7 separate regions of the Mus musculus genome follow, and all the other regions are linked to region 4. Evidence: chromatin loops called from intact Hi-C (ENCODE). Cell type or tissue: heart. All regions are shown on one strand.

Evidence for each region. Hi-C counts contacts between places; a loop is a spot of excess contacts. Peaks named below come from ENCODE experiments on the same cell type or tissue, not always from the same donor. Only the 100,000 strongest peaks of a DNase experiment are listed, where the experiment ranks them.
Region 1: it touches region 4 in a loop (2.7-fold over the local background); 11 of 42 quality-filtered maps call a loop at or near these places.
Region 2: a loop joins it to region 4, with 6 times the contacts of the local background. A loop is called at or near these places in 11 of 42 quality-filtered maps.
Region 3: a loop joins it to region 4, with 2.1 times the contacts of the local background. A loop is called at or near these places in 3 of 42 quality-filtered maps.
Region 5: it touches region 4 in a loop (4-fold over the local background); 7 of 42 quality-filtered maps call a loop at or near these places.
Region 6: a loop joins it to region 4, with 1.9 times the contacts of the local background. A loop is called at or near these places in 2 of 42 quality-filtered maps.
Region 7: it touches region 4 in a loop (1.9-fold over the local background); 2 of 42 quality-filtered maps call a loop at or near these places.

What each region holds. Positions count from the first base shown.
Region 1 is chr2:4,480,545-4,484,544 of GRCm38, reverse strand. Frmd4a (FERM domain containing 4A) reads right to left here. Exons shown (of 23, transcript NM_172475.3): 4 at 413-505. The region is part of intron 3 of Gm39751 (a long non-coding RNA gene); the gene reads left to right. Among named protein-coding and RNA genes, the nearest start is that of Gm39751, 31 kb to the left of the region's middle. In heart, no CTCF peak of the experiment used is centred here; no DNase peak of the experiment used is centred here; H3K27ac peaks cover 266 bases.
Region 2 is chr2:4,490,754-4,494,753 of GRCm38, reverse strand. The region is part of intron 4 of Frmd4a (FERM domain containing 4A); the gene reads right to left. The region is part of intron 3 of Gm39751 (a long non-coding RNA gene); the gene reads left to right. Among named protein-coding and RNA genes, the nearest start is that of Gm39751, 21 kb to the left of the region's middle. In heart, a CTCF peak has its summit at 2,009 (motif pointing right); a DNase peak (open chromatin) is centred at 2,013; H3K27ac peaks cover 1,936 bases.
Region 3 is chr2:4,315,063-4,319,062 of GRCm38, reverse strand. The region is part of intron 1 of Frmd4a (FERM domain containing 4A); the gene reads right to left. Among named protein-coding and RNA genes, the nearest start is that of Gm23691, 64 kb to the left of the region's middle. In heart, a CTCF peak has its summit at 2,285 (motif pointing left); a DNase peak (open chromatin) is centred at 772.
Region 4 is chr2:4,399,336-4,403,335 of GRCm38, reverse strand. All of the region lies in intron 1 of Frmd4a (FERM domain containing 4A), which reads right to left. Among named protein-coding and RNA genes, the nearest start is that of Gm23691, 20 kb to the right of the region's middle. In heart, no CTCF peak of the experiment used is centred here; DNase peaks (open chromatin) are centred at 845 and 2,055; H3K4me3 peaks cover 2,384 bases; H3K27ac peaks cover 2,039 bases.
Region 5 is chr2:4,473,156-4,477,155 of GRCm38, reverse strand. Frmd4a (FERM domain containing 4A) reads right to left here. Exons shown (of 23, transcript NM_172475.3): 3 at 3,941-4,000. Gm39751 (a long non-coding RNA gene) reads left to right here. Exons shown (of 5, transcript XR_865941.3): 4 at 1,246-1,333; 5 at 3,775-4,000. Among named protein-coding and RNA genes, the nearest start is that of Gm39751, 39 kb to the left of the region's middle. In heart, a CTCF peak has its summit at 2,378 (motif pointing left); DNase peaks (open chromatin) are centred at 2,465 and 3,845; H3K27ac peaks cover 838 bases.
Region 6 is chr2:4,332,532-4,336,531 of GRCm38, reverse strand. All of the region lies in intron 1 of Frmd4a (FERM domain containing 4A), which reads right to left. Among named protein-coding and RNA genes, the nearest start is that of Gm23691, 47 kb to the left of the region's middle. In heart, no CTCF peak of the experiment used is centred here; a DNase peak (open chromatin) is centred at 2,081; H3K27ac peaks cover 481 bases.
Region 7 is chr2:4,345,263-4,349,262 of GRCm38, reverse strand. The region is part of intron 1 of Frmd4a (FERM domain containing 4A); the gene reads right to left. Among named protein-coding and RNA genes, the nearest start is that of Gm23691, 34 kb to the left of the region's middle. RefSeq lists an enhancer at 1-925. In heart, no CTCF peak of the experiment used is centred here; no DNase peak of the experiment used is centred here; H3K27ac peaks cover 547 bases.

The sequences.
Region 1 (4,000 bases), 81 kb before region 4:
GAATTTCAGTGGCATTTGTGACAGAAACAAAAACCACAGAGACTTAATATAGAGCTTTAAGTGGCATTGAAAAGAATATCAAGACTCACTACACAATACAAGACTCAGTTTACTCTGAGATATATGACTCTCTCCATCCTCTTCCCTAAAATAAAGCTTTATCTTCATTTGGCACACGAGCCTTCACACAGTCTGTGTGACAGTCTGTGACCACCTAACACACTGCTGGACCCAGAACAACCATACGGGGAGTTTTCCTCTTCTTGGAATACAGCTGTGCTATGACTTTTATCCTTAATCACAGACCAAGACACACTCAGTCTGCACTTTCCTTTTAGTCTCTTCATCCTTCTAGACTCTTCTGATGAAGAACAAGGAGATGGAAGCAGGGAGGTGTCCCAGGGGTACCTACCTGACACAGAAGTACAGAACCACCGGCCCAGACTTTTTGGGGAAGTCATGCTCCAGGACTCTCCGATCGAGCTGGAGCCAATTCAAGTGTCCCCTGGAGAAAGGAGAGACAGGCTGGTTAGGTTGTTGGATTGTGCAGGGGTTTGGAGATGAGGGCCTCCACAGGCAGAACCCACTGGATCGTGGGAATCCTTCCTGGGGTTCCAGTATTGGAGGAACACACAGGAATTGTCTGGGGGGAGAGTTCTCGAGAGAAGTGTTCTCTGGCGGGGACAGGATAGGAGGCACAGCCTTAAGATGAGAGGTGCTAACTGCTTCCTATAGCCGCAGCTCGCTCCCTTGGCCTGCGTTCCCTTTCTACGGCTCTGGGCTGTGTGCTTTTCCTATAGGACTCGACACACTTTAATAACATGCCAACAATCCTCACATCGTCCTACCGGAAGCAGCTGAGATACCACATGAACCACAGGTTTTTTAACCGTAACCCTGCACAGGATCAAACCATGATTCTGTTTCTAGGCACTCAACTTTCTTCCACACAAAAGGAAGCATTTGTCTACATAGTCTCTCACACAAGAGTTCACAGACACTGTATATGGAGAGACACTAGGATGGCCCAAACTTAAAACAATTCCAGGGTTTACCAGCAGCAGATTAAATGAATGAATGAATGAATGAATGAATGAAGGCACAATCCCCATATGGAATCCTATGCAGCAACGCTATCACTGTAGGTGGTATATCTGGGTGAGCCTGAAAATAAGTGAGTTGAATGAAGAAGTTTTAAATGAAAGAGTTTAAGAAGTGTATAGATGACACGATTCTATTTATGTAAAACTCTAGAAAACACAAACTAATCTTTAGCTCCTGAAAACAGGTTTGGGGAGAGGGATGTTGCAGGAGATATATCCATAGGGAAATGTTTTAGAAGGGGTAGCTATGTCGTTAGCTGAATATTGGTATTGGAAAACAAAAATGAGGGTCTCACCCAGACTGGCCTCACGTGTATGACATAGTCCATGATGACGTCACCTGACTTCCTGTCTCCACCTCCTATATACCACAATGTCCTGCTTTCCTTTGATACTTATCTGGTAATGGGTTGACTAGAAACCAATGTATAGTGATGGGTAGGGGCAGAGAGAGAGGAGGTGGGATTGTCCTGTGGGAGATCCTGCTCCTGGGGGAATGGCGTCCCTCTGACTACTTCATCTAGTCTTCAACCATCAGGCAGAACGAATGGTGAGCTACCTCAGGGCCCCTGCTGTCTCCGCCTCCACTGTGTTGGGATTATAAACACACTCCATGATATCTGTTATTGCACTTCACAGACTGACCCATTCCCAGAGCCTGAAGTTATTATAGGCGTGGAAGGGTAGAGGTGGGGCTGGGAGCTCATCAAATGGGAGAATGTGGGGACATTTGATATCCTGGATTCCTAAGTAAACAAGTTCACCAAGGATGGCCTAGGAATACCTCATACCCAGACAGAGAGAGAGTCACGCAGGATGTGTGCTTGAGAAGGTATATTAGAAACCAGAGGCTACTGATTCCAGTAGAGTCTGCCCTTCCTTTTTTATTAACACAAAATTGTTTGCTCCACTGTTAGGCTCCTTCTAAATGTCTTTTTTTTGCATATGTGTATGTGTATGCATATGTGTGTATGTGTGTGTGTTAGAAAGTGTAGAGTGCACACGTATGCAGTACAAATGCATGTTCATGTGTGGGTTCATGTGTTGGCATGTTCATGTGTGGGTGATGTCCAGTGTCTTCCCTGGTCACTGTCCTCTATACATATTGCAACAGGGACACTCACTTGAACCCAGAGCTCAGTAATTTGCCTAGGTTAACTAGTCAGCTTGCTTCAGCGAACGTCTCCACCCCTCAAGCCTTGCCAGCAGCTCAGCATTTACATGCGACCTGAGGATCTGAACCTGGTCTTGATGTTTGCACTTCCATGAGACATCTCTCTTAGATTTGTTTGCAATATCTCCTATATATTGTGAAATTTTAGCTACTCCTAAAATATAAGCGTGGGACCGATCGGTGCCAAAGGCCAGTCATTTCTGCATTTTCTGTGTCTGACAGCAGACACTAAACAATTTTGTTGTTGTAAGAAAACAAGCGTATTAATTTTACAGTATGTCCACTTGTGTGGACATACACTCCAGTGCGTTTCTGGTCACTCAACATAAGGTGCTGTTGTTTGCTGTGGTTTGTGACAGTGGAGTGTGGCTCGGAGGCTGTCAATGATCCATATTCTCTGTGTGTATGTATTCTCATGCCTGCGCTTGAGCTCACACGTGTATGGATACACATTCATGTGTGTATATTACATGCTAAAAGTTGATGTCCTTCTGGAAGACCTTCTGCTTTATTGAAACAGAGTCAGGGCTGGCTGATTCCAGCTAGTCACGGTAGTCAGCTTCCCCTGTCTCTGCCTCCTAAGGGTGGGGCATAAAGCGAGTCCTCACGCCTGTAGAGCTTTCATTTGGGTTCTGGGGATGTCAATTTTGGTTCTCACGCTGGCTGAGCAAGCACTTGATCCACTGAGCTTTCCCCGCTGCTCTGAGACCCATTTTCTTATAGATTTAGTGACTGTCATCAGGCACAGCCGATGCTCCTGCCCCGGGTATGAGGTCCTCTGGAGGCATCCATCCTGCTCACCCAGTCTAAGAGCCAGGCTCGTCATTCACACTGAGTGCCTTCCCGAGCAGCACCGTCCTTCCTCATCTGTGTGAGCTACACACATCTAAAGTTACGCTCCAACGCATTTCTGGTCACTCGACATAAGGTGCTGTTGTTTGCCGTGGTATGTGACAGTGGAGTGCTCGGCTCAGAGGCTGTCAAGACCACTAAATGTCAAGTTCCCAGAAGCAAGTATGACAGCCCAGGCATGGTAGGCTACAGCCACTCACTCTCTCTGTCTTGCTGTCTAGGAGTTAATGAGCGGAACCCCTGAGCCCAGTTTAAGTAAATTATGTTCCCAGACCTAATGCTGCTGGGTCTCACTCCCAAGATAAGAAATTGCTTTTGAACTCCGATGGTTTTTAAATGCTAGATAAACTTGTGGCTTCAACTAGACTCTTTGTGGATGCCTCAGCCAATGCCATGTGCTCTGTGTAAGAAAGGACATAGAACAGGGAAGGCTAGGGCACACTTTATGAACCAGCATGTGTGGCAGTATGTCACAGGTGAATTGCCAACAAGACATTCATTATTTAGGTAAATTGGACTCCTGGGCCTGTATCAAGCAAGTCAATTAATTGCAACGTAGGCACTAGGAGATGGCTTAATCGATAAAATGCTTGCCACACAAACATCCACATAAGAAGGTAGGTGTGTGGGTACCTCAGAGGAGCTGGCCCTGAGGGTGTGAGAACAGGAGAGCTGGTGGGCTGGCTAGCTCAGCTACCCCCAAGCCCAGATCCATGAGGGTATGAGAACAGGAGAGCTGGTGGGCTGGCCAACTCAGCTACCCACAAGCCCAGATCCATGAGGGTATGAGAACAGGAGAGCTGGTGGGCTGACCAGCTCAGCTACCCCCAAGCCCAGATCCATGAGGGTATGAGAACAGGAGAGCTGGTGG
Region 2 (4,000 bases), 91 kb before region 4:
AGCACAGCCCCTCCCCTGAGCTCCTGGGGCACTGCTCAGTACACTTCCCTCAGCCCTGTCATTTCTGACAACCCAGGCCTCCAGGAGGGGTGGGGCATACCACTGTTATCTTTGTGCCTCTAGATCAAGTACAGAGCCTGACATAACTGCTAACTTTGATGCTCAGCTTTTCTTCAGTCTGTCCCACCTTGGTCAGAGTCCCTAAGGGGTAGTATGCTACTTTCTTGTCATTGTGAAGGAACACCTCACAGAAGCAATGAAAAGGAGGAAGGACTCATTTGGGGTTGATGTTTGGAGACACCAGTCCAGCGTGGCAGGGACAGTGTGGCAGCTGAGGGGGCTTTCAGAAAGGTTTGCTCATGTTTTCGTGGATGGTTTAGGAAGCACAGAGCTCAGGCTGGAACCAAGACAAATATATCCTCCAAGGTTTCCCTCCAGCAACCTGCCTTTGCTAGATAAGTCCCATGTCACAAAGGTTCCTCAATGTCCCCAAATGGCAGCACCAGTTGGGTCCGAACATTCAACAAACGTATGTGCGTGAGTGTGTGCGTGCGTGTGTGTGGATGTGTGTGTGTTTGTATGTCTGTGTCTTTCTGTATGTATATGTGTGTCTGTGTCTCTCTCTGTGTGTTTACACATGTGTCTGTGTGTGTATCTCTCTGTGTATGTGTGTGTGTATGTCTGTGTACGTGTGTGTCTGCGTCTCTCTGTGTATATGTGTGTGTGCATGTGTCTGTATCTGTGTGTGTGTGTATCTCTCTGTGTGTATGTGTGTGTGTGCCTGTGTCTGTGTGTATGTGTGTACATGTGTGTTTGTGTGTGTCTGTGCTTGTGTGTGTGTTTCTGTGTGTGTATGTGTGTGTGTTTGTATGTCTGTGTCTTTCTGTGTGTATATGTGTGTCTGTGTCTCTCTGTGTGTATGTGTGTGTGCATGTGTCTGCATCTGTGTGTATCTATCTGTGTGTGCGTGTGTATAATTCAGATTTAAGCCACATCAGCAGAGAAAGAGTAAGGACAAAGAAATAACAAATGATAAGCAAAATGTCATAAAACTTCAGGTGTGGGGTCTCACCCCCCAACACAGCCAGGTTTCAGGCTACTTCCTGTCTTTCCCTGTCTACACAGAAAGTGGATAAAGCATGGCTGCTGATTTGCTTGTCTCTTAATGACAAAAACCCACCAGTGACCTCCCAAGCCTGGCAGGGAAGGCTTATCGCCATAGTAATGTTTGAGTGGAAGCCCACGGGGTCTGAAATAGCCCAGTTTTCCAAGTCCTGTGTCTTTATCCCGTTTGCCTTAGTCCTCAACTAAAGCACAGAGATGTCCTGTGTACCCCCCTCCTCAGCCCCCCTCCTCAGCCCCAGGTTTCTCCTGAAGACTATCTCCTAAGAGCCCAACACTCCACTTCTCCCTTCCGCGCTGCGGTAATGGAGAAGTAAATGAGGCGGCAGCCCTGCTGTCTCAGGCGCCCGCTTCCGTTTTCATGGACGTCTACCATCTGGCAGTCAAGTCCAAGGAGGTGCAGAAATGACAAGCATGGCTAGGAGAGAGGTGGAAGGGAGGGAGAGCAAGAGAGGGAGAGCAAGAGAGGGAGAGGGGAGGGGGAGCGGAGGGGGAAAGGGAGAGAGAGAGAGAGAGAGAGAGAGAGAGCAATCCTCCTCTTGACAGAAATCGGAAAGCAGTTTCCTGTTAACCTTTATCACCAAGACAACAGACTGGAAAATCCTGGAGGCTTGGGGCCTGGCATGTGTTTGTTCATAACCTTGGGCGTTTAATTCATCCTGAACTTTCGATCTGTGCTAGGAAACTCTGAAGTGAAATGTCTGGATGAAAAGAGACCCGAGACATCTCTATTCCCACCCTGGCCGGGCACAAGGTTGAAGAGATTTCTGGGGAAATGAGGGGACTCGATGGTTTGCAAGAAAAGTTGAGGTTGCCCTTTCCTCTCTCCCCCTCCAAAAAACTAGGTCTGGTGCTTTTATGAACATCTGGTTTGTGGTCCTCTGTGTCAGTAGGGGGCACTGTTGCTCCTCCTTAACTGCCCATGTAGGGAAGGGATGGCTTCCTCAAACAGTTTACAAAGAACCTTCTGAGTTTCTGAGTGAGTCCAGGGAAAACAAAAGATGTATCTTCCGCTGCAAGGGTCTATACAGGCAACCCCAAGTCTGCTCGGCATTAACCGTATCTTTACAATGCGTGAATGTCTGGGCCTTGCTGGCTTCAAAGTCAGCCAGTTCATACAGCTAGTAAGCTACCCATGGCCATCAGAGCTCTAACTCTCAAATATGACTAAGGGGCCCAAAGTCTCACTTCTACAACCTCTACTGACTCTCAAATGCTGCCACCATCTCTTCTCTCATGGTCCCCTACCTTTCTGACCAGAGACATGTTCCAGATGACATGGGAAAGGCCCTAGGTTGGAAAGCCCATTGAAATCATAGTCATTTAAATTAGCCAATCCCAAGCCTGTTTTCCCAGCGCGGCAGTGGCTTTCCATAGAAAGCCCAGTAGAGGATACTGCCTTCTTTTCCCCCCTTTGCCTCCCAACTCTCCCGGCACCATGTGACATCACCTCTTCTCCTGGGCTCTGTCACAGGACACTTTCAACCCTTGATCTGTTGGCTTCATCATACTTGAACAGCAAGGCAAACCCCTCCCTGTGTGTGAATGCACTTGTGTCTGTGGAGGATAGAGGAGTGCTTGGCAGAGTCATCTCTCTCTGTCCACCACCTGGGTTCCAGGGAGGGAACTCAGGTCACCAGGCCTGGCAGCTGTCAGGCCCAAAGGAAACTCCATTTCCCTGAATTCTGGTGGCTAGACAAAAGCCAGCATTCCCCAGGAACCCATGAAGCTGCTTCCCTCTCTACCAAAGAGCCATCCCCTTATCACTGGCACAAGGCACACATCTGTGGTGCTTACTCATATACTAAAGTGCACGCTGGCTTCCAGGCTCCCAGCATCACAAGTACAAGCACACATTTCAGAGTCCATGCTAGCATCCTGGCTCTTCTCAGCGCTGCCTTTAGCTCATGGGCTTCCCTCCCCAGATACTCACTTCTCTTTATAGCCCTGCTATTTCAGCACCCCCTCTCCATTTTGCTCCATGTTGGTCTTCTCCTTCTCTTTCTCTCTCCTCTAACCCCATGGTCAAAGCCAGTCTGCTGGTCGTGTTCTATTGCCTTCTCTGCTCTATGCTCTTCCAGATGCCTCTGGCTGTTTTCTTCCTCACACCTATAATAAACCCTTCCCCTTAACCATACCTTTGAGCTGGCCATGCCCTCAGCTTATTCAGTCTTACTCCCCCCCTCCCCCGCCCCGCGCCAGTCATTTCTCCAGCCCACAAAATGTACATATTAAAATAAGTTATTTTCCACACACACCAGGGATAATCTTAGTGCTTTCTTCTGAGCTGAAAGGAGCAACCGTCTAGGCTGAGGTCAAAGCCAGCCAGAATGGTAACCTCCAGGAGCCATGTCACACCCACAGCAGCTCAGAGGACTCGGGACTCAGTATTTTATCCTAGTCTGAAGTTGAGGTATGTACTCCATTCTGGTTGCTTGAATGATTATACATCTAGACCTGCCTGCAGCCTTGGGGAATGGCATCTCTTTTTTACCTCACAGAGGCTATGAGCTAAGGCTGTAACACACTGACCTCTATCCAGATGACGTCAGCCAGCGAGAGCTCTGCCAGGCCCCTGCCCTGCTGCCACTCTTGCAGCTAGCTACCTCTTGGCACTTGGGGAACCACTGAATATTTACAGCAAATGTTAATTAAACGGGCCAGTGGTTTCATTTTGTAATGAACACAAATGTCACATTTGGAACGCTGACTTTCGGTGGTGAAGAGGGGGTGATAATAATGTGGATGGTAAGCTGTGGATTTCTGCAGCCAAGTGCCTCTGATGCTTAGGATTTCAGAGGCTTTACTTTGTAACCAGGGACCCAGCTGAATTAAGGCAAGGTCGGGTTAGCTAGGCACCTCCAATAAGACACCATTG
Region 3 (4,000 bases), 84 kb after region 4:
CTGCAGCTCCACGAATGCTAAATGAGCACTCAACATCCTCAGCCCTAAAGGCTCCTCCTCCTCCTCCTCCTCCTCCTCCTCCTCCTCCTCCTCCTCCTCCTCCTCCTCCTCCTCCTCCTCCTCCTCTTCTTCTTCTTCTTCTTCTTCTTCTTCTTCTTCTTCTTCTTCTTCTTCTTCTTCTTCTTCTTCTTCTTCTTCCTCTTCCTTCTTCTTCTTTTTTTCGAGACAGGGTTTCTCTGTGTAGCCCTGGCTGTCCTGGAACTCATTTTGTGGACCAGGCTGGCTTCAAACTCACAGATACCTGCCTCTCTCCTAGGTGCTGGAACTAAAGGCATGTGCCAGCACACCTGGCTTATTTGTGTTACATTCCTGCCTTTACAGTCGTCACTCACTTTTTTTGGGGGTTTTTCGAGACAGGGTTTCTCTGTGTAGCCCTGGCTGTCCTGGAACTCACTTTGTAGACCAGGCTGGCCTCGAACTCAGAAATCTGCCTGTCTCTGCCTCCCAAGTGCTGAGATTAAAGGCATGTGCCACCACCGCCCGGCTAAAGTGGCTTCTTAATGATATCATATTCTGGTCTATAGGATGCTCAACATTAGCAATGAAGCCATAAAAGGACAGTGAGTGAGTCATTCTCTCCTTTGTCCACATGGACTGGAGGACTCCAGGCCAGAACACTGAGATGAACATTTCAACTGTTTTGGCAGGAGTGATTCATCCATGGGTCACAGACTCATCTATCCCTTGACTCTTGTCCCTGACCACAAGGAAACCACAGCCTTATACACCCAGTTCTTTATCTCTGAGCTCAAAGAACACAAATGTTGCTGATCAGGGGACCCGACTTCCTGTCATTAAGGAGGACATCCTACCACTTAACAGCAAGATCCTAAGCCAAGCCAAAAGCCTGATGATTTGGGCGTTTGATTCCCACCTACAATTAACTAGGTCACAGCTGTAAGGAAAGAGGAAAAAAGAATTACACCCTAAAGCAAGAGGACTTACTGTCATCTGTGACTGCAAAACAAACACTTAGGGCTTCCCTTCCCCTCCTCTCCATGCAACAAAAACAAGTATATTGGGGACAGGATAAAAAAATGATATGGAAAGACTATGGAAATGTCTCAGAGGGTAAGAGTGCTTGCCGTGTATGCATAAGGACCTGCGTTCAGACAAATTCCCAGCACACGCATAGAAGCGGGGATCTGAGTGTCTCCAATTGAGAGTTGGAGGACAGAGACCACGAAATCTCAGCCAGCCATGAATCCAGCCAGCTCAGTTGAAATGGAGAGCTTCAGTCTCAGGGAGAGACCATCTTAGGGAATAAAGGGGAGCCTCACAAAGCAGAACAACCAATGTCCATCTGAATTCTGTGCACATGCTAAGACGTGTACACACACACAGAGGCACACATGCACATTCACACATACACACAAGCATACAAGCACGCATGCATGCACGCAGTTAGGAGCTAACGTGACAGCTTGCTAATGTGTAGTCTCAAGCCTACTTATTTGGTATTTGTTCAATATACAGAGGAGATGAATATATGCAAGCACAGTCTGCTTCTAATCTGTGTTGAGGACTTCTGTAAGATTAGACAGAATCTGGAAAGATCCACGATTGCTTTTGAAAATTCCGGAGTTTTCTGGGCTTTAGATGGTTTAGGTCTGTATGGTTCCCTCCTACTTTGGCTCATAGGAATGTCTCCTAGACCTTGGTGGGCACTAGAGAGGGAGGGAACACTCTTAAGTGTCCACAGTATCCAAGGAAGTAATGCATTTCAGAAAGGGCCACCTCAGTGTGCTGAGTCCCTTCTGGTTACCTATGACCACCAACCAGCATCGTGGATTTTATTTGTCATGGGGTGAGTTACACAGTTGCTACTGATCTCATCCTGAATGGTCATATAAGCTAGTCATAGTAAAGATAATTATTGATAGTTGATGGAGAGAGAGAGAGAGAGAGAGAGAGAGAGAAAGAGAGAGAGAGAGAGAGAACAATGATTTATGTGTGATATTTGAGACCTTGACCACTTTAAAGCATCGTCTGTAATCCCCAGCCTACTTGGGAACCTGTGAGAAATCTGTGTTTGACAAGATCCCAAGTGACTCCTTCATACATAGAAAACACTGCTTACCATAGCAGCCTAGGGTAATGACTTTCAGAAACTTTGCTTTTAGCTATGACAATCTCTGCCCCCACCCCCAAGTAACTTTAGTAGAGATAGATCTCACAAGCACAGGGGGCAGGGGTCTGAGTCTTTTCTGCCCCCTAGTGGCATATCCATCTCCACCAGTTCTTCCAGTACTCTGCTGCTCTGGGGGTGTTACGGGCCCCATAGGTCCTTCCTCCTTCATCTCCCCTCTCTCCCTCTGCTCTGGGGGTGTTACGGGCCCCATAGGCCCTTCCTCCTTCATCTCCCCTCTCTCCCTCCTTCCCTCCACTCCTCCCTCCCTCCCTTCCCTTGAGTCATGCAGGTGATAGAACACATGGACTCAAGCATGCTAGACAAACGTTCTATCAGTGACCCACACCTCAGCATCAAAATTAGATTTGCATCCCCAGTAATAAATAAATATGTGAACACACAAATACCTAAGTAAATAGGGCCAACCAATCAGACATATGAAACAAAGAGTTCAAGTTCAGATTCCAGGAACAGATATGGGGGGATGGGTAAGAAAACAAACAGGGAAGGAAGGCCCTTAATATATAGAAAATATAAAATAAAGAGACCGAGAAATGGAAGTGGCCCCACAGTGAATATCATAGAGAGAACACAGGACAGCAGTTATGTTACATTGGGGTTTTAGCTCGACAACCACGAGATACATGAAAACATCCATGTTTATCATAAATTAAACTCTATGCATGTGTATATGTTGCTGGGACTGAACGAACACAGGGCCTCATGCACACGACGCAAGTGCTCAGCCACTGAGCCACCTCCCCAGCCCTCTGTCTGCCTTTTAAATGTGGAGGCAGACTCTCACTAAGTTGCCCAGGCTAGCCTTGCACTGATTCTAACCCAGGTGATCCTCCTGCCTCAGCCTCTAGAGTAGACGGGACTGTAGGCCTACATCTTTAGGCTGCATTGCCACTGTAATTTGAAGATCTGCTTACTCTTGCGGTCCACTCCTCTATGAAGGATACTTTCTCAGTAGCTTCAGCATCAAGGGACATTCCAGTGTCAACTCACCCCAGATCCCTTCTGGGGAGCTCTCTGGATTCAGATTGTCTGGACTTGAACTCGAGGCTGGCCCATGTAACCCTGGAAAATTACCCTTCATAATTTTCTTTGTGCATGAATTTACTGCTGGCCATGTTCTTGAAGGCATGAGACAGAATCAGTCTGAAGGTATATGGGTCAGAAGGAGGTGAGGGAGACAGGGACACAGTGAGTGACAAGCCATTGGGGTGGTATTGTACCTACTCTAAGGGGACACCCTTACTGTGCTTCCCAGATGCCCAGTGACGGAATCTTCCTTCTTACTCGCCCCCAGGGGCCAAGTCTGGGGAGTGCATGAGAGAAGCAGAAGAGGAAATGTATAACTCAATATTTGGTCCTTGATTCTGGTTCATGCAGTGAGGCCCTTCCAGTGGAAGTCAGGAAGTTTGCTCTGTGTCCATCCCTGGCCAGTGTCTTGGCCACATGATAATCATCAGGGAGCCCTGTCTTGCTTCCTGCACTTTCTGCAGGAAGTGCAAATATGGGGACTGGGTATCGGGATAGCTAGGCATGGTAGACACATGCCAGGACAGTGACAACTCACATCTCCAGGTCTGGGGCTCTCAGACACTGCCAGGTGATAGCATCACCTCTCAGGTCTGTGTTGTTTCTCCTGTCTGAGTAACCCTGATTGTGGTGGAAGCATCTTAGCCTTCTGCATTTTGTCCCTACCTCCCCGCTCCCCAACCCCCACCTCACGAAAACTAAGATAATATACTAGGTTCCAGTAATGGGTGGTTCTTGGACATTAAGCCAAGGTGTGTATCT
Region 4 (4,000 bases):
CAACTTTATGTTCCTTTACTAGACCCTACATCGTCATTTCAAACCATGTCCAAATATTACCTCCAATTAAAGTAAATGGAAGAGGCTTTGTGACGTCTAAGCATGAAATGCGGTCCAATCTAATCGCCACAGGATTATTATTCCTGTTGTGCTTGGGAAAACTTCGCTGGCAAGAAAATGGATCACTTAGTCTACAGAAGACAATGTACAAGTTAGCCCGTCTCCTGAACTCAAGGTTGTGAGAGTCAAGTAACACTTAAGACACTAAAACCAGACTTCCTGCTGATCTGAGACTCTGATTTTTAGGGGCCAAAAGCGATGAATGAGTTTAATGCAATTGAAAGACCAGAAACAACAAACAATGAAATGTTCTCCAGGCCCCAGCACTCTGTTGCATGTTTTGATGCAGGCATGCATATCCTGGTTCATGAAGTCTAAGGGACGCAGATTTGCAGCCAGCTCTAAAGGTACTTTCCCCAGAGCCTGTGCCGCCTTTCATGAACTCTGCAGTTTGTCCTGGGTTTTTGATTTTTTTTTTTTTTTTTTTTTGGACTGGTGCTTTCCCACACATCAATCAAAAGGTTTAGGGAAAGGCTGAGGCTAGCCCATGCTGAGTTGGGGGTAGAGGCAGTGGAACCATCCTGCAGTTAAACGCAGCCATCAATCCAAAACTGAACAGGGACCATCCTATATTTAGAAATGTGCCTGTCTAGGTTTTCTGAGCATCCCTCTCATCAGGTTCGGGGAGGATTCCAACTGAAAGGAGTCAGGAGCAGCAGAGGCGGCCTCTGTTGGGATGTTCCATTCATAGGGGAGGCAACGCCTGGTCCATTCATGGTGGGGTCAGGGAGTCCTTTCCAGGCATTGGAGCTCAGCGCTCAGCAAGCTACGCTTCCCAGAGAGCTGGCACTGCTGCATCATTCAAAATGAGGATGTCTATTAAGGAGCCACGGTTAGAGCTATTATTAGAACAGCCATCCCTTGGAAATTTAGCAAAATTTGTCTGAATTGACTGAGCAGTTACTCTGCTAACAAGCAAGGGACCAGAGAAAGGCAGTGAGTTACTGGTTACACACAGGCAGCCCACACGCCTTTCAAAGAGCCGCGCTGGAGAGACCTTCCTAAAAACCCAATGTACACCAACATCTGGGCAGCTGCCTGCAGTACAAACGCACCTCATTTAGCCTTTTTTTAAAGAAGCGGGTACAAACGGGGGTTCCCTACTCTTCTCCCCTCACCAGTTCCCATTTTCACTGCATCAAACTCTGCAGCCATCTGGAAAGGAAAAGCCGGTTCCTCTCATCAGGCTCCCGCAGCTGAGGCTGCCCGGCCTCCGGCCACCTTGTGAAGAGCCTTCTCCGGCACCCAAAGGACTGTATACGGGGGGGGGGTGGGGGTTAAAAACCCAACCAGCTAAGACTATAGAAACCTTTTATTTCTCCATGTGAAATTCAGAGTGTGGGTTGTGATGCCAAAGGAACGTGTGTGTGTGTGTGATTGTGTGTGTGTGTGTGTGTGTGTGTGTGTGTGTAGGGGGAAGGGCTGGTAGAAGGTAGCATCGTATTTGCCCCACGTGGGGCTTGCATTTTAAAAATGTAACAGACGCGAAATGAAAGCCCCCAAGCCCCCAGAAAAGAAGTGGCAGGTTCCTGCTGCCCAGCCCAGCCCCGAAAATGGGTTCAGAAGTACAGCATCATCAATCGCTCCCCCGCCACCGCGACCAGGAAACAAAGACACGTTACCTTTTATTTTTTGTGCTCTTCTAAAGGAGCCGAGGAACTTCGGATTCTAAGAGGCTAGTCCACGGAAACCAGCTTCCCATTCGTCCCGGGCGCAGGCCCTTGGCCTACCAGGCGGCCTGGGGAGCCCGGCGCCGCCTCCGCCTCCTCCGAGGCGCCCACAGCCGCCCCGCCGGTGCTGGCGCGCCCGTCCCCGTCCCCGCCCCCGCCGCCACCCCAGTCCCCGCCGCGCCCGCCACGGGGCTCCGTCAGCCCATCGCCCGCTCGCGCCGCTGCTCACGCCGAGCCTGGCCCAGCGCCAGGGCGCACGGCCACCAGCCCGCCCCTTTCCCGCGCGGAGACCCGTTGCCCGCGGTGCCCGCTCCTCCGCATGGTGCCGCGCACCGGAGCCTGGCGGGGTGGCCGCTCGATCGCTTGCGAAGCAGGGATTGAGCGCGGGCCCGCTGGAGGGGCCTCCTTTCGCCACTGGATCCCAGGACAACAATGAGATCTTCTGCCTCCCTAGCGCCCAATCCGGCCAAGGACACCCCAAGTCACCCCCCTGAGCCGCTTCTGGCTTCTTTCCCAGTGATCCTAGCCGCACCCGCAAGCTACGCAAAGTTAGCTCGGAGACCAGAGAGGCTGCGCTCATCTGAAGCGCTTAAGGAGATGCTAAGGAGGATGATTGTGATCTGGAGGACTCCCCTTTTCATTACAAGACACCCAAACCCACCCAGCCCCAGCCCATGCCGCAAGCCCTCTCCTACCCTGCGAGCCAGAGAATGCAGATCCGATGGCTGGAGGCGCAGCTCTCCCCCCCCATCCCCCCTCGATCTAGTCCAATTGTCTTGAATGTTAATCTCCCCTTAACTCCGGGAGAATGGAGGTTGCTATAAGATAACCCAGTCATAGGGCTATTGTCAAGGATTCACTATGTCCCTAGGAGAGGGAGACCTCCATTGCAAGAGACCTGGGGGAGGCAAGGGAACCAGCCAGGGCTCCCTTTCAAAAACAGGCAAGAAAAGAACTCACAAGAACAATAACTCAATTCACATTGTATGTTTAAATGTTTACTGCCTGATGAGCTCAAATTGCTTTAGACACATTTCCATCCCCCATGAATTGTCAAAACACAGTTGATAAAATAAAATAAAAGTAGCGGGGCACAAGCATCCACTTAGCAAAATAATACTTGTCTAAATCTCTGTTCAAAACCTGGCCATCTCTGGTTTTCAAAATGCATCCATCAACCCTCCAGGTCGGAGGTGAGGTTTCATCTTACCCTAGCAAAAGGGAAGTCACTTCACCACCATGATTGCCAGGCTACCCCGGCAGTGAAGACTCACAAACTTTTATCAAGAAAACAAATCCTTGCATTTAGGTGGAGGGTGACACCTAGGCATTGTTGGTGCTAGGCCAAAGCTCTATCTCTGAGCTACAGGCTCTAGCTCACATCCAATTGTCTCTTCCTTCTTCTAGATTCTCTTCCAAGGACTGCTGTGAGAATCTCTGACAGTTCAGAGGTCTCACACCCAACAGGAGAGAAATATTTTGCAAGTACTGTTGGGGTGGCTGATGGGTGAGTGTTTAAGGATCTGCACTAAGGGCCACCAGTCTCATTTCATGCTGATATGATCAAGAAGGAATGTGAAACTGGGTTTGAATCAGATTTTTGCTCTGGAAAAAAAATGGTTCTAAACAAATACAAAGCCCAACTCTTTCACAATGAGGCTGGGGCCCCTTTCCTCTGCTGGTACTGTCAGAAGCAGCTTTATTTCTTGGCACACACACACACACACACACACACACACACACGTGCAAACACATGGGCACACACACACTTTATTTCTTATAGTTCAGAGGACTGAACTCACACATGCTAAGGGAAATACTGAGTTGCAAGCAAGTAGGCCATTTCCAGTTCCAGCCTGTTTTGACTGCAAAGCTGAGCTGATGTTCAATCCTGTAACACTTCTTTTCCACACTCTCTTCAGGTCCTTAGCTGAGACCCCTGCTGCTTTGTCACCTTGGCTGTTGAGATTGCAATGCCATGGGAAGTCCCATCCATCAGGAAATCCTCTTCCAGGTTTGTTCCTGGACAGGGGTGGCCTTACACTCACCCCCAAGCCTCAAGCAGGGACAGGGGATCCCCTCTCCTTTCTTCTTTCCTTACATTCATGGATCGATCACCTAGCCTAAAGTAATGAATTCCACTCAGAAGTTCCTAGAGAGTGGCTTGGGGAGATGGCTCAGCTGGTAAGGTGCTGATCATGTAAGCATTT
Region 5 (4,000 bases), 74 kb before region 4:
AACACAGTTATTAAAATGTTTCCTTTTGAGATGAGGATGTGGCTCTGTGGTTATGATACTTGAGGTCCTGGGTTTGATTATCAGCAGCTGCATGTGTGTACTTGTGCGTATACACACACACACACACACACACACACACATGCAGGGGACTGTCGTGTTAGCACTTCTTGGCATGGAGAAGCAGAGCAAAAGCCAAGCTCATGCTTCTGGACCTAGGAATCACAGACCCAGAGCACCACCAGGCACAAGTCCAAGGGGCGACCTTAGTGCTTCCCTTTCTTAAAATGGAAAGGAGAAATGTTCCGATTACCAGAGAGGCCCAGAGATGTATGTAGGCCCAGGTATTATCAGGCCACCAAGGACTGTCCCCTAAGTCACCCTGGCCCTTGTCCAGTTGGCCTGTCTCTCAGAGGCTTGACTTTCTCTAGGACTGACACCTGCTGTAAGTCCCCTAGTGCACCAGACATACCTGCCAGCTCGCATTCAGTGACCAACAGGTGGCCCAACTCTTTTTCATGATGGTGGCCGGCTACTGGTGCTATGGCTGGAGATGGCCTCACACTCAGATATGGGAGGAGGTGTTAGGGGCCTGTGCAGTCTCAAGACCAGCCAGAAGGATGGTTGGGAGTTCCTGCTATGGGGAGCACGATGCTCCTCTCAAGAGGGCCTTCTGTACATGTGCGTTACATGAATGAATGCACAGACACCCAGGCAGGCAGGCTCTCAGGCCAGCAGAGACTCCAGAGAGCTCAGCTCCCACAAAGGCTTATAGGATGGCCATCAGACTCTGGGGTGTGCCCCTCCTGCCTCTGAGGTGTGGCTTTTGTGTCCTCCTTTCCCCTTTTCATCCGTCTAATCAATTGCTCTTGGCTCTCAGGGCTGTGGTCTGTCATCCTCAGCATATAGGCTTCTTCCTCTCTGGCCTAAGATAACATGCAAGTTCTTTGACTCCTGTTGACTCCGGGAAGTCTAACTGGGACTGTCCAGAGTTCATAGTCTTCTTGAATGGAATAAACTAACTTGGGAAATGGGAACAATGGGGCTGTGATTAGTTGAGACTTACAGTTTCCTTCCAATCAGTGGCGGCATGGAGAGTAATTAGGGGATCATGCTTCTGGGGATTCTCAGCAGGGACGGGAGAGAATGCTTGTGTTCATGAAAGTCAGTTTTTCTTTCTACACATGTGCTATTTAAAGCATTTCTTCTTTATTACCTGCCTGCATCTCTCCTGGTCTGCTGGTGCAGGTCCGTCTAGACCAGAGAAGACCAGCAAGACTGCCTTCTACCTCGGTGCCCTATGGGCTGCAGCCCCAGGACTGACCCTACTCCTTTTGTAAGTAAGCTCGGGCTTTGCCCTTGCCTCTGCTTCTGTCCACACCACTGCTCCAAAAGTCACTTTTATGTGAGGTGCACATGTGTGTGTACAGGTGTGCATGTGTGTGTGTGCATGTGGGAGTCAGGATAGCTTGGGTTTTGTTGTTTTGTTACTCAGTCACTGCTCACCTTTCTTCTTTCTTTTGGAAAGTTTGATATCTTTATTTATTACTTTCATGTGCATGTATGTGTGGGTGTCTGTAGAGGCCAGATCATCCCCATCTGAGGCCAGCTGCAGTTACTGATGGTTGTCAGTCCCCCTCTGTGGGTGCTGGGAACCAAGCTTAGTTCCTTTGGAAGAACAGCAAACACTCTTAACTGCTGAGCTACTTCTCCAGTCCCCAACCATATTTCTTGAGCTAAGGTTTCTCACTGCCAAACAGGTTAAGTTGGAGAGACAGTGAGCCCAAGAGGTCAGTTTGTCTCTGAGGAGGTGATATGAACATATATTTTGTAGGCTTATAGATACAGCCTAAGAAAATCAAATCAGTACTTTATTCTATGATAGACTACTGCAAATCTTTGTCTAAAAAGGAGTGTGCAGAATTAAAATGAGTTAAAATTTTATTTAAGTATGCTGGCTTCTGCCAACCTGTTCACATTCTGTATCCAGGGAAGGCAAAAACTTGCCAGAGTACCGTAAGGTTCTACAGCAGATCCTGTTTGCTAAGAAATCATTATTGCTGTTAGGTTTTATGTGTTTGTTTTTGTTTTTGAGACAGGGTCTCTCTAGGTAGCTGGGCTGTCCTGGAACGCTGTAGGATCCTCCCACTGCTGCCCCCTGAGATTAAAGCCCTGAGACTTTGTTAGCCCTGTGCCACTCACTGTGCCTAACAAAACAGGATACTTTTTTATTGTCATTTCAAATGTTTGTATGCTTTTAATGCTAGCTTCAAAATGTCTACCTGTAAAATGTTCATGTCTGCAATTTGTTTCTGTGCACATGCCTAGCTTGACAGAAATTCCTTTTGGTAGGCATGGGACTCAGAGACTGTCCTCTGGTGGCCACACTGTCACCTGAGCTCAGCTGAGCTGTAAAAGTTGTAAGAAATTGTGGAGGACTGCCAGGCCTTCCCAGAGCATTAGCCTGGGCTCCTGCCCACTCCTAAACAAAGAACAGCTTTCCTGTCTGAGCTCATGGCTGATTCTTTGCTGGCTGGAATTTCTAATACACTTCCCTATGTTGGGATTACATGTGTCATGGACCAAATTTGGCTTTTATTTTTAAACTTAAATTCTGGGGATTGAAGTCAGAGCCCCAGGCTTACGTGTGGACATCTTGCAAACTCACAGATCTCCAAGATCAACCATAGCCAAGGTCGCCTAAGGTGGCTTTCCTACTGACCAACACAGAAGCTGCCTATTCTTGCTTCCATCCTACCTCAATGGCCCCACCTCATTCCTGGGGGCTGGGCTTGACTGTACTGGCCTTGCCAGCCAGTAACCTCACCTGGGCATTTGAGCATGCACAGGGGTGTGCGGGCATAGATACAGACAGAGGAGATTTCGGGAACATCTGTCTAAAGGAGGTTATTGTTTTGTTTTGTTTCCTGGTGCGGGGGGGGGGGGGGGGAGGGGGGGAAGCAGAGTGTGAAGAACGTGGGCAGACAGGGAAAGTACGAGCAGGCTCTCAGAGATGGTTAGTTCTTGTTCCCAGAAAACACTGAGAGGAGGAACTGTGGGAAGCTGTGGGGGCAGGTGTCTAGGCATATCCAGTAGGGGAAAGGCGAAGATGCAGGAGTCCTGTAAAGACCCAAGCTGGCATCTGGTTAATAGACTTCCAGCCTGGCCCCACTCATTTTAGTTCTTTGTGTGGAGGAACTACTGACATCTCTTAGACATTTGTCATCCAGTTACAGTGGAACCAAGGACCACACATGCCTAGGGAAGTGCTTCACCCCTCACTGCACCCCCAGTCCTTAGCTTAGATATCCTTATCTAAGAATTTGGGCCAATCTTCACTGAACTCTTTGGTAACAGTATAGTAAGAGATTGAAACATCATCCATGGAGCCTATGCCTTCCTTTATTATATAACATGATGGTACCCAGCAAACTGGAAGGTTGCTGAAAACAAACATTTCACCTCAGATGGGCGATAGGAACTCTGATGCTGTCTTCTATTTCAGCTTAGAGTGTGAACTCGCCCAGATCATCTCTCACTCTGAATTTATCATCAAGTCCACTTCCTGTTATTGTTACTTCAACACTGGAGAGCAACATTTACTTTCCAGAAGTTTTCATTTAACCTTAATAAAGACTAAACCCACACAGATCTACTCTTTAAAAAAAATAAACATTTTAGACATTCATCTGAACACAAATCTGCTTGGTTAAAGAACATTACCTAATAATTTCATAATATTAGCATCTATCTAATTATATCCTTTGGCCACTCCAGGCATGATCACCGGCTTTTGAAATTCAGATGGTGAACTTGGACTGACCCTGTAGCCCCCATGGGACCCAAGTGGCCTGCAGCCTGATTTTGCTGTGCACAGCAGAGAGAGGGTAATTTGACATCCTGCTCTTTTGTTTGGGGTCTGTGGGCTCTGGACAGCACTTACGTCTCATCTGTGAATGCTATTCCAAAGTACTCCTTCTCCTTCAGGTTGAAATGAGAGGCC
Region 6 (4,000 bases), 67 kb after region 4:
TATATATATATATATATATATATATATATATATATATATATATATATATATATATTTCCTTTTGTTTTTCCTGTATTTCATCATTGCAACACTACAAAGCTATTACTCTGGTACTGTAATGGAGAAAACAAAGACCAGGAGAGAAAAACAGAGTTTTTTTTTTGTTTGTTTGTTTTTTGGTTTTTGGCAACATTCTTCTCGTGCAGTTAGTTATTCTTTGAATGTCTCTCAATGCTGCTTTTTGTTGAAATGAAATGATCATGTTCTTGACAATTCCCCATGAGGCTTTGAGCTCCTGAGGATGAAGATCATATCATTTTCAATGTCTCTTTAAGCCAGCTCTGCTGGCCAGTGGACATGAAGGTCTCAGGGCAGGTGGGAGTTGCCAGGACTTGATAAGTCTATTCTGGAAGGCATTTGGACCACCCGTGGTCCAGCACAGGTTTGAAGCTTTTGGCTTCCCTTCCTTCTTCCAACCCCCTCAGTTGGCTCTGGAGTATACTAACCAAGCCCTGTTATCCTAGACTGGGGTTAGCGAACTAGTTTAGACTTGCCATCCCGACCTTCCTCCTAGCAACTGCTTTCTGGGACCACTCATGGGAGTCAAGTTCAAGTTGCAAACAGGGCTGTGTAGATCAGAAACGACTTCTCTCCTTGAGCCAACCAGCTTAGCTTGGCCAGGGAGGGACCAGGGACAAATAAGAAAGCCAGCCCTCCAGTCCCAGAGGCCCACAGGCTCAGGTAACATAACTGCCACTCAGCAAATGGCTGCTGAATTGAATTGGACTAGATTGAATTGTGGTTACACGGGAATGTTTTCCTGGGACTGGCGGCTAATAAGTCAATATTCTCTTCAATATACTTCAGCTGTTAATGGAAGGCCTGAAAAAGTCTCTGGGGAAACAAGGGGCTTGGCTACCCAGCTCCCTTGATTTTGAAGTTTAATTTTACTTTTATTTTTAATTGTATTTGTGTGTTTGTATATGTGAGTGTACATGTGGGTAGCTATATGTGCACATGTGTGCATACACACGTGGAGGTCAGAGGTCATATTAGATTGTTCCTCCAGAGCCACCCATCTTAGTTTTTGAGACAGAGATCCTTACTAGGACCTGTAAGTCCCAGAGTAGACTAGGTCTGCTGGCCTGTGAGACCCAGGGCTCTGGCTGTCTCTGCTTCACCATTGCAGAGATTCAAACCCTATGCTACCCCTCTAGGCTTTTTATGTGGATCCTTGGACTTGAACTCAGGTCTTCATGCCAGTGTGACAAACACGTTACCAAACAAATGATCTCCCCAGCCCTTTGAAGCCCAATGCTCTATATCAGGTGATAACCTGACAAGACAAAAGAGAAGTAAGAGGGTAAGAGAAGATTTGCTAAAGGCCAGGAGCCGGGTCCCCAATCTCATTTGTAATCACAGCAATGTCTGCAGAGACAGAATTATCTAGACCAAGTTATCATTCCAAATGCCAGGATGGAGACGAGGCGGCACTGGCCTGGAAAGTAACATTTCAGGAAAGCTTCCGATTTCATCAACCTGCAGACTTCCCCTTCCTCTTGAGTCTCTCAGCACATTTTGTTTTTGTGGTCCCCCAGAACTCCCTTAGATTCATAACTTGTCATTGAAAAGATTAAGGTTTTTTTTTTTCCCATGATGGTTGTTCATTTTTGAGAGATTTTCCTCAAGTTTATTTTACACAAGATTTATTGGTGACATAGCTGCTGTTTCTAGTAACACAAAGGTTACTACAAAGGTATGCCTCCTTCAAGGACAAGAATTCCAGAAAAAGCGCATCTCCAGAAACTGTGTCTATAATCAGAGAAGGGGCCAGGACGGGGAGGGAGTGTCCATATGAAAGCCATCTAGCACCTGGGGCCTGGCTACCAAGGAACTGTCCCTGATGCACCCCCCCCCCCCCCCCGCCCCCAGACATTGTATGTGGGGAGAGGAGCATGAAGCCTGGAGCTATTTAAACATCGTGGTTCATTAGGGGATTATACACCGCCACATCACACCTAGAAAGTACAAATCCAGCTGTGTCTGCCTGATGCCAAACAGCGTGGTGAGCCAGCAAACGGGGAAAGAGGCCAAGCCTGCTCAAGTTGACTTAATGAAATAAACTGGGTTGCAAAAAGCTGTCAGCCAAAGAGAAGTCTGTGACTGCCCTTTGAAGAGGAAGCCAGAAGAATTTGGTTTCCCTCCCCCAGCTCCAGCAGACTGGTCCCTCTCAGGGTGGGCTGGAGATCTCAGGACTGACACCTCCCTGGCAAGTGGGAATGCCACCAATCTGAACTGTTGGTGGCTGCAGGAAACAGATACTTCTGTCTTCCTTTTGGAAGTGTTCCACATTTCCAGACAACTGACTGTGAAGTATCAGCCTCTTGTGCAAAGTGTCATCTTTGGGCCAGGGCTGATGCTCAGGGGTAGAATGCTTGCCTAGTCTGTGAGACCCTGGGTTCCATTCCCACCATTGCAAACAAGGAAACTGAAGGGCTGAAGAGATAGCTCACCGAGGAAAGTGCTTGCTGGGGCTGAGTTTGATCCTCAGAACACAGGCAGAAAGCCAAGTGTGGTAGCATGTTTGTAACCTCCCATACTGGGGAGGTAAAGTAAGATCCCCGAGGCTCCCTGGCTACACAGTCCAGTTGAAATCTGCGAGCCTCAGATCAGAAGAGGACTTCTTCCAAACAGCAGGTAGGTAAACTCCCAAGGAAGGCCATCCAAGGTTGTCCTCTGACTACCACACTTACATGCATCCATATACACAGGTGCACCCTCACAAACCTATGTCCCATCCATGAGATAAAACCCCAATAGCAAATTTCTCATAGGTTTGAGTGAGACATGGGTCCAAGTGTTTGATTCCAGAGAATCCTGTGTGAGTGAGCCAACACAAGGAGAAGGGGCTGAGGAAAGCCCCAGGGTTCCTCCTTGGTGCTCTTGCCTCTCAGCCTTCTGCTGTGAAGAGTCACATCTGTCTCTTACCCAAGAATGTCACCACATGTAACTTGTGTGCACATTGCTCAGAAAACATCAGACCTTGCTTGGGAATCTGGAACCCATAAAAAGCACTTGCTTAGTCTCCACAGCCAGAGATACCATGCTTTAAATCACTGGCTTCTGCCACTTGCATGCTAGATGAATTTAAAGCAACATGCATTCTTTAATAACCCCGTCCTTCAGCTGGTGACCCTCTTCTATAGGGTCACCTTGCAGACTGAACTTAGAGCACCTCACATGGGCCCAGGCACCTAGGAAGGGATGTTCCATTAAGGTTATCCAGATCCTAATTGATGGCAAGGTGTTCCCCAGCCTCAAGGAAAGATGCTGGTCACTCTTGATCCTCCTCTGTTACCTGTCCCCCTCCCCCACAGCAAAGCAAAGTGAGCTTTGGTCCTACCTGGTAGACAGCATTGGGGATGCACCACGGTTTTAACATCAGCTGCAGACGATGTAGGTTTCCTTCCCTGCAAGTCCTTAGTAGCCGGCAAGCAAGGTCCCAGCTACATGGTACGTCTTCAGAGCCCAACAGCCCAGCAGCCATGCCAGCTCCAGGCCTTGCCCTGGCCCCTCTGTTCCCAGGCCTACATACGGGGGTTGTGTTCCTTTAGTAATGCAAAGTCCCAGAGTCACTGAGATCTAATCAGACAAGGCAAAAATGCAGTCAAAATGATTCTGCTTCCCCTCGCTCTCCTCTCCCACTACCTACCCTGGCTAATCTGGAGAGACTGTTTTCTTGCAAGGATTAGCACACGTCTCCCAGTCTCTGGGGACCCTGCAGGCACCAGGGAGGAATAAACCCTGGCCTGCAGATAACCACCTATCCTTGTCTCTCTATAGTCCTGCACACTGCTGGCTCTCTGGCAGGTCCAGACAAAACCGAAAAGAGTGTGAGGCAGAAACATTCCAGGGCGAGAAAGTGGCGGGGAGAGAGCTCCAGAGTCCGTTGCCAGTATCCCCATGACATTCCAACGATTTTTCTTAACTCTCCGAGACT
Region 7 (4,000 bases), 54 kb after region 4:
TAAAAGCAATTTAAATTTCCTTCTAATAAAGGACTTTTATTTCAATTCTTTTACCCATGGACACAATTTTCTTTTTTAGACAGGTGCCATTTTTCAAATGTCACAGGAACAGAGCAAATCATGAATCATTCTCAATGGCACAAGAGAAAGTTATCATCTGACTTGATTTTCATGACTGTACCCTTGAATGCATTTTGGGTAGGTGACCCACTGTCCTCCTGCCCCAAGTTAGTCAAGGACAGATATACTGTGGAGGAACTGGTAGCTGCTGGGGTTGACAATGTCACCCAGATGGAGAAGGTTCCCTTTGACTCTAGACGCCTTCACTGGGCTGATGAACCAAGACAGTGCCCTGCAGGCTTTCTGCATGGGGCAAGAAACTATTCCTTGAAGTTAGGACTTCAGTTCCCTCCATAATTGAAAGCACATTGCAGTACCATTGATGGTGCGGGATAGCAGGTTTATTTGCCAGTGTGGAGCCAGTGCCCTGCTGGGGTCTTTTCTGTTTTGGAATTTCTAGCATATTATAGGCCCTACAGAGAAGCTGTTTTCCATATGTAGAGGTACCCACCCTTTCAGAAAGGCACAGAGTAAGGAGGAGGGACGGTGGCTGCTGGGAGGAGGACATTGATGCTTGACACAAGGCAGCACTCTCGAAGAACACGCCTGTCTTCCTGCCCCTGCACCATGTGCTTCCGAGTTGGTGATGCAAGTAAAAACTGTCCAGGTGGTTTTTATTTTAACTCCTTTCAAATGCATCTCAGTGTCTGCTGCCAAGAACCTGAGAAGGAAGGCAGGATTCCCAGGGGTGTTTCCAAGATGAATAAAGGGTCAATAAGGAAACAACCACCCTTTATTGAGGATACTAGGAGCGTTGCAAGATGCACCCAGTACTTTACATAGGTAAATTGAACGCAGAATGATCCTATATGAAATTGATTGTGACCCCAACGTTCCAGGAAATAAAACCGAAGATCAATACAACCAATCAGCTTGCTGGATTCATGCAGCAGGTAAATGGTGGGCGTGGGACCTGGACCCATATCATTCAGAAGCCATCTTTGCCAAAAAGCATTGATTCCCTGTGTGGGCACACAAGGTAAGTAGCAACAAGATGGAGGAGGCCTGATGTCTCTGCTTTCAGTTTGCATCTGTCTCTGTCACACACTCTTGTTTGACTCTGCCTTATCTAATCAGTGTCTATCTGGTTAAGCTTGCTTGTTCCTCCCTCTTCGAAGAAGGCAGAGATAAATTACTGTCCTAAATCTGCAGTCACCTTGGTTTCCAGGAACAGCAATATCTCCAACGTCAGAGCCCACCCAGCCCAATAGTTATCTGCAGTGGCAAGGCTACACTCTGGAGGAACTCCTCTTGTAAAACCCAGGCTTGTCCCCTGTCCCACTGATAGCCATAATAACGTCTTAACTAGAGCTGAGCTGGGACAATGGTCTTTGGTCACCCTTTGACAGGCCTGTTTAATTATATAAACCTGTACTCTTCTCCAATTCTTCTTGTAGTTAGGCCTACATCTCACACTAATGCTTTAAAAGTGAACTGGCATTCACTGGAGCCCTGGAACTGCTCCTACTCCTAAAACTGATGACATCTCACGTCTCTGCTTTCTATGACTGTGTCTCTTTCACTGGTGAGTTGGGATAGTGGCTGAACTTAGCCTATAGGGGCTACGGAATCTGAGCCTTTTGCCCTAAAAGTCCCCTTATAGCCATCAACCTGACATTAAACTCACCAGAGCTTGTCTTTGGGACTCATGATAGAAAAAAAAAATACAGCTGTAGTTCATGGTCTTCTATTTTTCCCAGCAGTATAACACATCACTAACTGAGCAGAAGATTCCCCAGTGAGTTTTAAGAGCCAAAGAACAGGCTTGAATTTTTGAGCAGGATTAAGAGTTTGTGGAACAGCAGGAGGTGGGCTGAGAAACAGAACACAGGCTGGAAAGGGGGCTTTGAACACTTTCAGAAATGGAGATTCATTCCCAATGTGCTCTACATTTAATTCTAACCACCCCCTGGTTCCCTATGTGGACATTTCCTTGGGCCTGAGACCTGAGTCTCTGCTTATCTAGAACATTCTTGTTAAACTACTGGCTTAGGGAGTCTTAAAAGGAGTCAGTTGGCTGTGAAACACTGGGTCATGCAAAAACCGGTTAAGGGCAAGAACAACTCTTTCTTATCCCAGCAGATGACTTGAAGGACAGAACAGAAGTGTGTGTGTGTGTGTGTGTGTGTGTGTGTGTGTGTGTGTGAGAGAGAGAGAGAGAGAGAGAGAGAGAGAGAGAGAGATCTGTATGTGTGTATGTGTGTGTGCAGGTTTGATGGAGATGTCTGTATACTTCCTCCCTGCTGCTATCTTTTGAATCAGCCGTCTCCTTTTTGGCTACTACTTTAAGTGCACACAGTGCACAATGTATAAAGTGTGAACACTGCTTCCCCAGGAAAGCAGTGTCTTAGGATTTAGAATCCAGCTGGGAACTGAGAACCTTTGGTGTTATGTCTGCTTGCAATATTAATTCATAGAGTTGGTGAAATCCAGCCTTTTTCTGCCTTCTTTCCCAACCACGTCTGCTGTTGCTTTGTTTTTCTGTTTGATTTCTGTTGTTATTGTTGTGCTGGGGGTGTGTCTAGAGCCTTGTGCACACTAAGCAAGTGCTTCACCACTAAGGCACATCCCAAGCATCCTCTTGTCCTCATTGTCTTCATTTCCTTCTGTGCCTTTGCATCTTCCTGCCCTCCCCCAACGCCCCTTCTGCCGCTCTCCGTAAGCCCCTTAGAAGGTCGGTTGTGTAGTGTAACCATGAACGCTGTGTTTAATTTCCATGTTCTCTTCTTGCATGCACTGCTTTTCCTGTTTAGACATCCTCCCCTCCCCCAGAGCCTATATAAATCCTGTCTGTCCTTCTACTTCCTCTCTGAATCTTGTCTGAGCACTGGCTCCTTCTTCCTCTGAAATCCGCTGTAGTTAATGCCATCCTTTCTCTTGACCACTGCTGGCTAGTGCCATGTGCCCTATGCTCCCCTACCGACCTCACTGATTTACCCAGCTCCTTCAAAAGTTGTACCGAATGCATAGCTTCCTCTCTCTCTCTCTCTCTCTCTCTCTCTCTCTCTCTCTCTCTCTCTCTCTCTGACTAGTATGTAATTCAGTACAGGTTGGCTAATTGACTACAAAGTGGTGACATTTACAACAATGGCTACTTGTTAAGGAAGGGGAAGGGAAATAGGAAGATCTTTGCCTATGAGATCTCAGTACTACAGGTTATTGAGGTTTTTGTTTTTTGGTTTTTTTTTAAAAAAAAAAAAAAAAACAACGCTATGTCACAATGGAAGAAAGGGAGGCAAAGTCAAAAGTCTCGGGTCATACAATTAAGTGCTAAAACTGAGATTTGCCCCAGAGCTATTGGATCTCAGTACCACACCCACTGCACCAATTAGCATATCTGATGGGAGAGGCAAAGGACAGTGGAAGGAAGCAACTAAGTTTGAAGTTGAGATGAACAAGGCTTTGTATGTAGACAGCAGACAGCACTCAGCACTCGAGAAGGAAATGGCACTCCCTGGGGATAGGTTTCCCTTGAGTCAGCAGACTCTCCAGCAGGCTCCCCAAGACCAGGCATTTACCTAAGGTGTTGGGCCGGACCTCTGCAGAGCTCACAGCTCTCAGACCTAGCCCTATCCCTCACATGTCACTGTGTGCCCTTGACCCTGTGATTCAAATCACTCTAAAACAGTTTTCTCAGTTTTGCATAAAGCTGGACAGTGAGGAATCTCCTTTTTTAGGTTACCTTGGTACATGTGAAACACACATAGATTGAACATTAAATAAATGTCGCCTGCTGTTACCAAGAATGTCTAACTTAGGGCTGAACGGTTTGGCTGAGTCAGTAGAGTGCTTACTACACAAGTGTAAGGTAAGTTCAACCCCCAGCAGCCAAGTTCAAAGCCAGGCATGGTGGGGTGGCTCATGCCTGTAACCCCAGGGT